Regions from separate parts of the Homo sapiens genome. Here region 2 is linked to region 1. The links are chromatin contacts, found by Hi-C or POLR2A ChIA-PET in ENCODE. All regions are on one chromosome and are shown on one strand. Each heading gives the region's core, a stretch centred on a gene start or an enhancer-like site at or near the end of the contact. The rest is flanking DNA. Distances are from core to core; before and after follow the strand shown. Region 1 has its middle 46 kb from the start of LINC01812. Region 2 has its middle 92 kb from the start of LINC01812.

Evidence for each region. A loop is a pair of places that touch in the nucleus more often than their neighbours do. ChIA-PET counts read pairs that join two places held with the same protein, here RNA polymerase II (POLR2A). Pooled maps may share reads with other maps.
Region 2: a map of endothelial cell of umbilical vein shows a loop between it and region 1 (10-fold over the local background). The contact joins two enhancer-like sites. A Hi-C loop is called at or near these places in 5 of 168 maps with a recorded cell type or tissue (aorta, ascending aorta, endothelial cell of umbilical vein and 1 more) and 7 of 50 pooled maps. POLR2A ChIA-PET finds 5 or more read pairs at or near these places in 5 of 52 experiments (AG04449, BJ, MCF 10A and 2 more).

The regions. Positions count from the first base shown.
Region 1 is chr2:67,869,580-67,873,882 of GRCh38, forward strand. No RefSeq gene overlaps it. Among named protein-coding and RNA genes, the nearest start is that of LINC01812, 46 kb to the left of the region's middle. Within about 2 kb of position 2,437, at least 5 of the 41 ENCODE cell types and tissues checked have a DNase peak (open chromatin) inside an H3K27ac peak, as active enhancers do; they include ascending aorta and endothelial cell of umbilical vein, where a contact is called at or near this core.
Region 2 is chr2:67,915,335-67,919,637 of GRCh38, forward strand. No RefSeq gene overlaps it. Among named protein-coding and RNA genes, the nearest start is that of LINC01812, 92 kb to the left of the region's middle. Within about 2 kb of position 2,482, at least 5 of the 41 ENCODE cell types and tissues checked have a DNase peak (open chromatin) inside an H3K27ac peak, as active enhancers do; they include ascending aorta and endothelial cell of umbilical vein, where a contact is called at or near this core.

The DNA.
Region 1 (4,303 bases), core at 1,187-3,686:
AGCAGAAAATTGTTTTTGTTTCCTATCTTCCAAATCACAAGAACACACTTCAAGGATCACAACCCACTGTCTTCAAATTCCACTCTGAAAAGAAAAGCATTTTCTCTTTTAAGAAGAAATGTTAGAAAAGAGAAAATGCAGTTTATCAAACATTTAAGAGCATGGCTTTGGATTAAAGAGACCTGAGGTTCAAGTTCTTCTTCTGCCACCTCCTAGCTGTGTGACTTCTGGTAACTCACTGCCTTCTCTGAGCCTTAGTTTCCTCATCCACACAATAAGGATAACCGTCGCTACCTTGCTGGTCCCTAGTGAAAATTAAATGAGATCAAGAGACTTAGTACAGCACCTGACATATCTACACTCATTAAGTGTGGTTGGTGTGGCTTCTGTTGCCAATTCTCTAAGTGGGAAAACAGGATAAATTGCAACTCATTCAGTGTCCCAGAGAGTTTGCCACTGAACAAGCAGCAATTTCAAAGTTCTAATTTCTTTTTCTTTGCTCTCTGAATAGCTCAGAAGGGATGGATAGGCTGTGAAAAATGTTCTCAGGCTGGTCAGTTTGAGATATTTCATTTCACGAATCTGTCTGTGAAAACTGCCAGCTCATTTCATTGATCAATGGCCATCCAGTGTTGGAGTTTAAGTTATTACCACCCTAAACTAAGGCTGAAAGAGATCCTTAGGAGTAAGAAGCTCCGAAAGGTACTCGTGGCTTCTTCAGAGACATAGCTAGGCTCCACAATCAAGCTTCAATCCGTTTTATGTGCAATTTGCATTTGTACACGAACAACTTTTTCTCATGCTGGAATTTTCTCCACCAGCTTGTGGATGGACTTTTGTAGCTGCCTCAGATGATATTTTCTAGCTTTCTGTGTATGCATTTGCAGCTGTCCTGTCTCCCCTTCAAAGCACCCTGGCTTTTCAAATGTAAGCAGATCTAAGTGGACACTGTCAATCAATCAATCAATTGATTAAATATATATCAAGTACCTACTTGGTACAGTGTCAGGACTCTCAACATGGGCAAACATAAAGAAGAAAACACATTATGTGGTCTTAAAGACTTGAAGTAACTAACAACAACACAGGTGAGTGGATCCTAATGAGGTAGCTCAAATAGTTAAGTGTCAAAAATTACTAGAAAGGAGATGGTCACTTCTGAGTTTAGGGATCTCAAAAATAATGTTAAGCAATTCCCACCCCATCCTCATCACCATTCCTCTGACAGAATTAAGAACAGAACTGTGCACGAAGTGGGTGCCTCATAAATGCTGACAAATAAATGCTAACACATGTATTACATGTAGGACATGTTCTTGAATTGACGTTATTTCTTTCAGAAAATCTCCTCCTTGCAAGTAGCTTAGATGCTGATTCCTCACAACTTATGAGATTTAGCACAGCAGATTTTACATGGTAGAAATGTCACAGCGTTGGAGAAGGATGGGGTCACACAGACAGAGGTTAGGCTTCCAGCTTTGCCGCCTATTAGTTATAAAGTCTGAGCAAGTTACTTAACCTGAGTCTGTGTCTTCCCCTGAAAAACAGGAGTAAAGCCATCTCTTCTGCAAGATTTTTGTCAAGATTAGAAATAGTGTAAATAAAGCATGCAGTGACACATAAAAGTGCTAAATAAACTGTATCCATTCCCATTACTCTGTTCAACAAAAATCGTCCAGCTCACTCTCCTCATCTCCCTTCCATGGTGGAATAAGTTCCTGACTCTGCTGTACAGGACCCTCAGCTCACAAGACACCCACAATAGCAAACAAAGCTCAAAACTCTGCTTCTCTTTATTTCATCTTACATTCTCAAGAGGAAAAAGATAAAACACAACAACAGGCATTAAGAAACTAGGAGAAACTGACCAAACTAAAACCTCCCCCTGGATGCTCCATAGATCCCTGTTCTCTTAGAAACTTCCCTGACAAAGTTTGCATCTATGCTCATCTTTGAGTTTGCTTCACCCACCTTTGACCTATGGCTAGCCATATGGCCTCTTTATAAATGATTCTATGTAGAAGAAATTATCTTGAAGAGATTCTATTTTCCCATTAATAATGATTCACCAAGACCAATTGCACCAAAAAATCAATAGAACCCACAGATTCTATCATCAGGAGAGTGGGAAGAAGCAAATCTCTTCCATTCATTCACATCAAGTCACCCTCATTCCCAGATTGTACATCTCTGCGATTTTTCTCAGTTCCAACAGATTTTGTGGGGGCTGAAGTGACAGGAAAAGCAAGCTTGTTACACCACAAATCACACAGACGCTACTGGTAAGGGCAGAAGTGTGGAGGCACACACTAAAAGAAGCATTTCTTTCTCATTCATCATTTAACCAGCTCTCTGGGTTGCTGTTTCAGGGCCAGGAAAACACCAGATCCAGTGAGAGACAGAAAGTCCCACTTTCTCGAAATGGAACTTGGACAAAGTTCTGTGAGGCCCAGGGAAAGTAAGGCCAACGCAGCGTGGCCAAGGTTCTGATGAACCATAAAGGAGAGGAAATGGCACTTTCCTCTGAGTCATGCAGAAACGATTTACTCTCCAGCCTTCTAACCATTAATGGTCTGAAAACGTGGGGCAACTGACCTCCAGAGCCGCCCTGCTCCCACAGCATAGCCCGCAGTCCTGCGCCAAGCTGACATGGAAATCAGATCAAGAGTGAACCTGAGGTAGTGGCACTCTACCCTAACTGTTGACAGATGGAGAATGGAAGCCACATAAATGCTCTCTCTTGTGTCAGCACTATAAAAACGCCGGACTGACCCATGAAAGATGGAGATGGAAGCTCGAGCAGCCATTAGGAGCCATGCCTTACTCTGAGCAATAACTCACTCCCATCGTATTATGAAAATGGTTTTATTGCAGTGGATTACCTTTTCCCCCCTCTGCAAAAATTACTGCTTATCAGCATCACAGAAATCAAGCTAAAACCTCCCCACCTTTTCTTACTTCTAATACAATCCCTCCCTCTGGCCAGGAACTTAATAAAATGGAACATTTCATTATTCCGGTTTGCATACCTCTTTTGAAGCTGAAACTGTCATCTCAAGTGAGCACTCTGAAGTGGCCGGTGTGAGGGTAATTTGATTGCCTCTTGTTTTTTCTCAGACACATCTGAATGCCTGAGAAGCCACTCAGTGTCCAGGTCTCTTGCTAAACCAGATTTGGGAGTTGCAAGGGGAAGGAAATCATTCAAAAGCAGCATTTTCTGATTCTTTCAAAATAGTTTGGATATAGCTTTTTCATGAGCTATTAACTGCCTGTCAGATTCCTTAAGAGGGGAAAACAAAACCAGGTGTATTGAGAATGTGTATAGTCTCAAATAGCTCAACTCAGTAAGGCCCCTTTTTTTCTATGGCCCATATGTGTTTCCCATCAATGAACCTGAGCAGTGGGAATCACCAAATTGAGACTATTGTCTCCTACAGTGGAGGCATCTGAAATCTTCCATTGTATTCAGACAATTTAGCCTGTTGTAGATTAATGCACCCAGTTGGAATCCTTGGTGTTAATACTCTTACCTGGTATGTGAAACCTTTATTAATATGCAGAATCTCAGGCCCCACCCTAGACCTCCTGAATCAGAATCTGCATTTCCACCAGATTGCCAGGTCATTTGTAAACAAAAAGTTCAAGAAGCACTGGTTTGTACCACAGAAGCAGTATATATTGACCTACATTCTGACTGCCCAGTTTATCTGGCTAGTCACCAGTTGGGTAAATCACCACATTACACGCTACTACAGACGCAACAACCAGTAAGATTTGGTCCCCTACCTTTGGAGAGTTCAGCATCTGGAAGGACTACAAACAGGAATGTTTAGAATCTGCATGGTATTAAAGCAACCTCAGGGCCCTCACAAACCTAAAGACTTGAAGTGGTAAGCTTCAGAACCCCCCAGATCATCAGGCTACACTTGTATGTTAGGGCCCCCTAAGGTCAACCAGACCCTGTCCCAGAGCCCTCTTTTGAGGTCTCTCGCAATCTCATGTACTTAAACTCATCAGTGGGAGCAAGTCTAGCTCTAACTCCAGCTCTTCTGCCTTTGAGACAGCCTTAACCATTGCCACTCCCAGCTGTCCAGCCCTCTGCAAGCTTCTCAAAAACACTGGCACCACACAAATATTGGCACTCAGCAAAACAAGACCCTTTTAACATAGCATGGGTCCCATTTATGTTTTGTGGCAGAGACATTTACCAGTCATTATCTGTGTTCCTCCCTTTCCTCAGCTCAGTCACAGTTAGGAGGGGCACTGTGACTAGTTGTGACCAATAAGCTAGAAACAGAAGTGA
Region 2 (4,303 bases), core at 1,232-3,731, 46 kb after region 1:
AAGTGAGCTAGGAGAAATAGACATTGAGACTATGCTCAACAGGGGAGTGCTTGTCCCTTTAAGTCCCTTTAACAAGGAGAAGCCCATGTCAAGCTTGAGACCATTGGTTCTGTGCAGGAACATAGTGTTGCTATATTTTCAAGAGATTCCAGAAACTTTAAAATTTTATGTGAAATAATCTAGCTCTTAAGTGGCACAATTTAATTTTCTTTCAATTATAGGACGTCATGACTGTGGGCTGTGATCCTAACTCAGCTTTCAGATTAGGAGTTTGTCACTCTTGACAGAGCAACAGCCAGCAATGTCATTGAGGCTTTGAGGCACTAGGGTAGAAAAGAGAAAGTGGTATTAAATATAAACCCAAAAAGTATGTAGAACAATGCATAAATCACATTATATAAAGAGAAGCCATTACTCTATCTAACCCACTTTCTCTATGCATTGGGCCTATTTGCAGTCAATTTTCAGTTAATTTTGCTTTCTAGGCAAATCTTTGTAAAGGGCCTGAGGTCAGGGTTATTTTCTCTGACTCCAAGGCAGGTAGGGAGGGTCTGCAGCCACCCACTACCTTCTCAGTGACCCTTGCTGTTGGTCTCCATGAAAAAGTCCTCCTTTCCTCCCCGATCAGCCAAAGTCTATTCTGAGCTTCCCCTTTTCACTGAAAATTCAGAAGGCTGCCTCCCTGTCTCTCAGTCTATTTCAGTTATATTTCTCAAGGCAAAACCGGGTTAATTACCCAGAAAGTTGGCCGTCATTTAAGGGCCCGATTTACTTAGACCCAGAAGCCACATATGTGATAGATTCAGCACAAGTTCCCAGGGCAGCCTCCCTGATCCCCAACCCACGCATGGTAGGATGACCCAGTTTTTCCGCCTCTAAAATGCAAAAGGTGTAGTCTGGCCACAAACAAGGGCCCAGGTGCCTTCTGGGCAGGTATCCCCCGACTGTAAGCCAAGTAGAGAACTGTAAAAAGGCAAGCACTAGCCCCCAGCCACGGCCAAGGAAGGAGAAAATGGTGAAACTACAGTAGCTGTGCAAGCCCATGTGCCCATGTGGGTTGGAGCAGAACAAGGTCTCCAGCTGTCTGAGTGTTCCAGGAGAAAGCGCAGTGTGAAAGTGCACACTCTTTACCATGCATGGCCTAGCTCAAGGATGTCTTTTCCTTGACACTGTCTCTGCCAACTCCTTCTTCCTTTTTCTCCTGTGAGCACATAGCAGGTACGGTCTATACTGCGTGACACCTTGTCTTGTTCTACTATTTAACTCTTTTTGTGTCTAGACCTGAACTCTATGATGAACTATTTAAAAAGAGGTATATTTGTGATACCACTCTGCATTCCACACAGGGCTAACACTGAGCCCTGAGTGTATGTGCAGCCCAGTTCACATCTATGAAAGGAAGAGAGGAAAGAAGCTGTCCATCAACATACAAAAGTCAAACTCAGCCACAGAGGGAAATTCCACTACATAAAGGATACAGTCAGAGGATAAAAAAGTGGCACACATTGATCAATTAACAGTTTATAAAATGGGGTTTTCAGGCCAGGTGCCATGGCTCATGCCTATAATCCCAGCACTTTGGCAGGCTGAGACAGGCAGATCACTTGAGGTCAGGAGTTTAAGACCAGCCTGGCCAACATGGTGAAACCCCATCTCTACTAAAAATACAAAAATTAGCCGGGTGTGGTGGCACACACCTGTAATCCCAGCTACTGGGGAGGCTGAAGCAGGAGAATTGCTTGAACCTGGGAGGCAGAGTTTGCAGTGAGCTGAGATCGCGCACTGCACTACAGACGGGGCAACAGAGCCAGACTCCGTCTCAAAAAAAAAAACAAAAATGATTGGATTTTTAAGCTGACATTCCAAGTTCCCGGTCACAATAACCTGAAGTGAAATGGTGATACAATTTCTTCACAATCTTGTGATTCAGCCTTAATACATTCTTAAAATACTTATTTGGGTCTATTCATAACAACAATAAAAACCTATTACGACAGGAAATATATCCCCTAAAATATATTCTGATACTTGACAAAAAAAAAACACACACACACACACATTTGTCTTCCAATAATGCCAGAGGCCACTGGTTTGTAGTCAATTCAGAAAGAAGTCATTCATGAGGAATGTTTTTGGCTTCCAAAAACATTCAAAAAAATCAGAACAATGGAATCTCCTTTGGCAAATATGAGACATGAGACTATTTCCTCAGGGCAATCCAGATGTATCTCTGAGGACTCAGCTCCATAGGAATCAACATGATCTCCAGAGAATGGTGCAGGTCAGCTGGGGCTGTCCTCTCTCCACTACCACCCAGGCTTGAGCTCCCTTTCCCTTGCTCCTGGTCACTCTACTAACTTCCCAACTGGGCTCCTCTACATCTCCAAAGGAAGGTACTTTCTTACCTTTGCTCCAGTCAAGCTGAAATATTCACAGTTCCCTAGATAGGCCCTGACCCTCTCTGGGTTAATGACTGTGCTCAGTCTATTTTCTCTTCCTATAATGCTTTCTTCTCTTCCCCCCTACAATATTCCACTCCAGTCCATGATCCCATTCTTCCAACATGAGTCATTTCCTCAGGAAGACATTCCTGATCATTTCAAAATCTCCTCAGATGTGTCTCTCTCCTCCACCATATTTTTTTTTTTTTTTTTAGGCGGAGTTTCCTTCTTATTACCCAGGCTGGAGTGCAGTGGTACGATCTTGGCTCACTGCAACCTCCACCTCCCCGGTTCAAGCAATTCTCCTGCCTCAGCCTCCCGAGTAGCTGGGATTACACGGACCTGTCGCCGTGCCCAGATAATTTTTTTGTATTTTTAGTAGAGACGGGGTTTCGCCATGTTGGCCAGGCTGGTCTCGAACTCCTAACCTCAGGTGATCTGCTCGCCTCAGCCTCCCAAAGTGCTGGGATTATAGGCATGAGCCATCGCATCTGGCCTCCTCCACCATTATTTCTTTATCCATGGCACTTAGAGCATTAGACTTGAATGAGAAAGTAATCAGAGCTATCTATTTTCTTTATCGTTATGACACTTGGTACCTAACACTATGGCTACATAAAGAGCTGATCAAGAAATATTTATGAATGAATCCTTCTATTAGGTCTGAACTGTATCCTTCTATAAGGTATGAACAGGCTGAGAGGTCTTGGAAGTGGAAGAAATAAAATGGGATTCCATCTCCAGACTTGAATTCTTCTCCCAGAGGCAGAACACCAGAATTGATGGGAGCCAGGCACAGTGGCTCAGGCATGTAATCTCATCACTTTGAGAGGCCAAGGAGGGAGGATCGCTTGAGCCCAGGAGTTTGAGACAAGCCTGGGCAACATAGCCAAGACTCCATCTTTACCAAAAATAACAAATTAGCTAGACTCAGTGGTATGCGCCTGTAGTCCCAGCTACTTGGCAGGCTGAGGCAGGAGGATCTCTTGAGCCCAGAAGTTGGAGACTGCAGTGAGCCACCATTGGGCCACTGCACTCCAGCCTGGGTGGCAGAGTCAGACCCTGTCTCAAGAGCACAAAACGGCTGATCTGATGAAGCACATAGTCTTATTTCATGCCTCAGTGAAGACCAGAATGATTGGCTGTGCCCAAAAGAAGGGCACAGAGTCCCTCAAGAGGGGTGAATTTAGCTTCTCCAGAAGGGCACCTAGAGCAACAGAGACTTTCCCTCTGGGCAGCAGAAAAATGTCCACAATGCCATCATATGGTATAGAAATGTACTGGGCTTCTGTTGTTTTTGCCAGAACATGTTCATTTCTCCCCTTTTCTCCCCCCATCACATGGTTCAGGTTCAACCATTGTCTCCCTCCCTGAGTAAAGAAAAAAATTATTCATGACACTTTTTAAAGAATGGTAAGGGAGACTTTACTGAGGGAAACTATCAAGATAGTTATAAGGACTACTGCAATGGGGCCTTGCAGTGGGGAGAGAAATTGGGCTCAACTCTGAATACAATGAGGAAAAGTAGAAATTTCTAGCCAGTTGGGGGCAGGGGGACGGTGTGGATGGATGAAAAATTACTAAGAGGAAACATCGGGGGTGAGAGGTGATTCTGCCTAAACCAAACTAACAAGATTATTGCTGAAGGCTGCCTAGGGGAGGGTGGGAGTGAAGAATTTGGTGAGATATTTGGCAATCAGATACTAAAGGTGGGGGATTCTGGCTAAATCAGCTTAACAAAATTCTTGTCAAAATTGGGTGATACAAAGACAGACATGAAAGTACAAAAGTCAAGGCCTGGTTGGGAAGAAGAAAATTCAGAGGATTCTGACTAAAGTTTGGTCAAGTAAAGACTCTTTGTT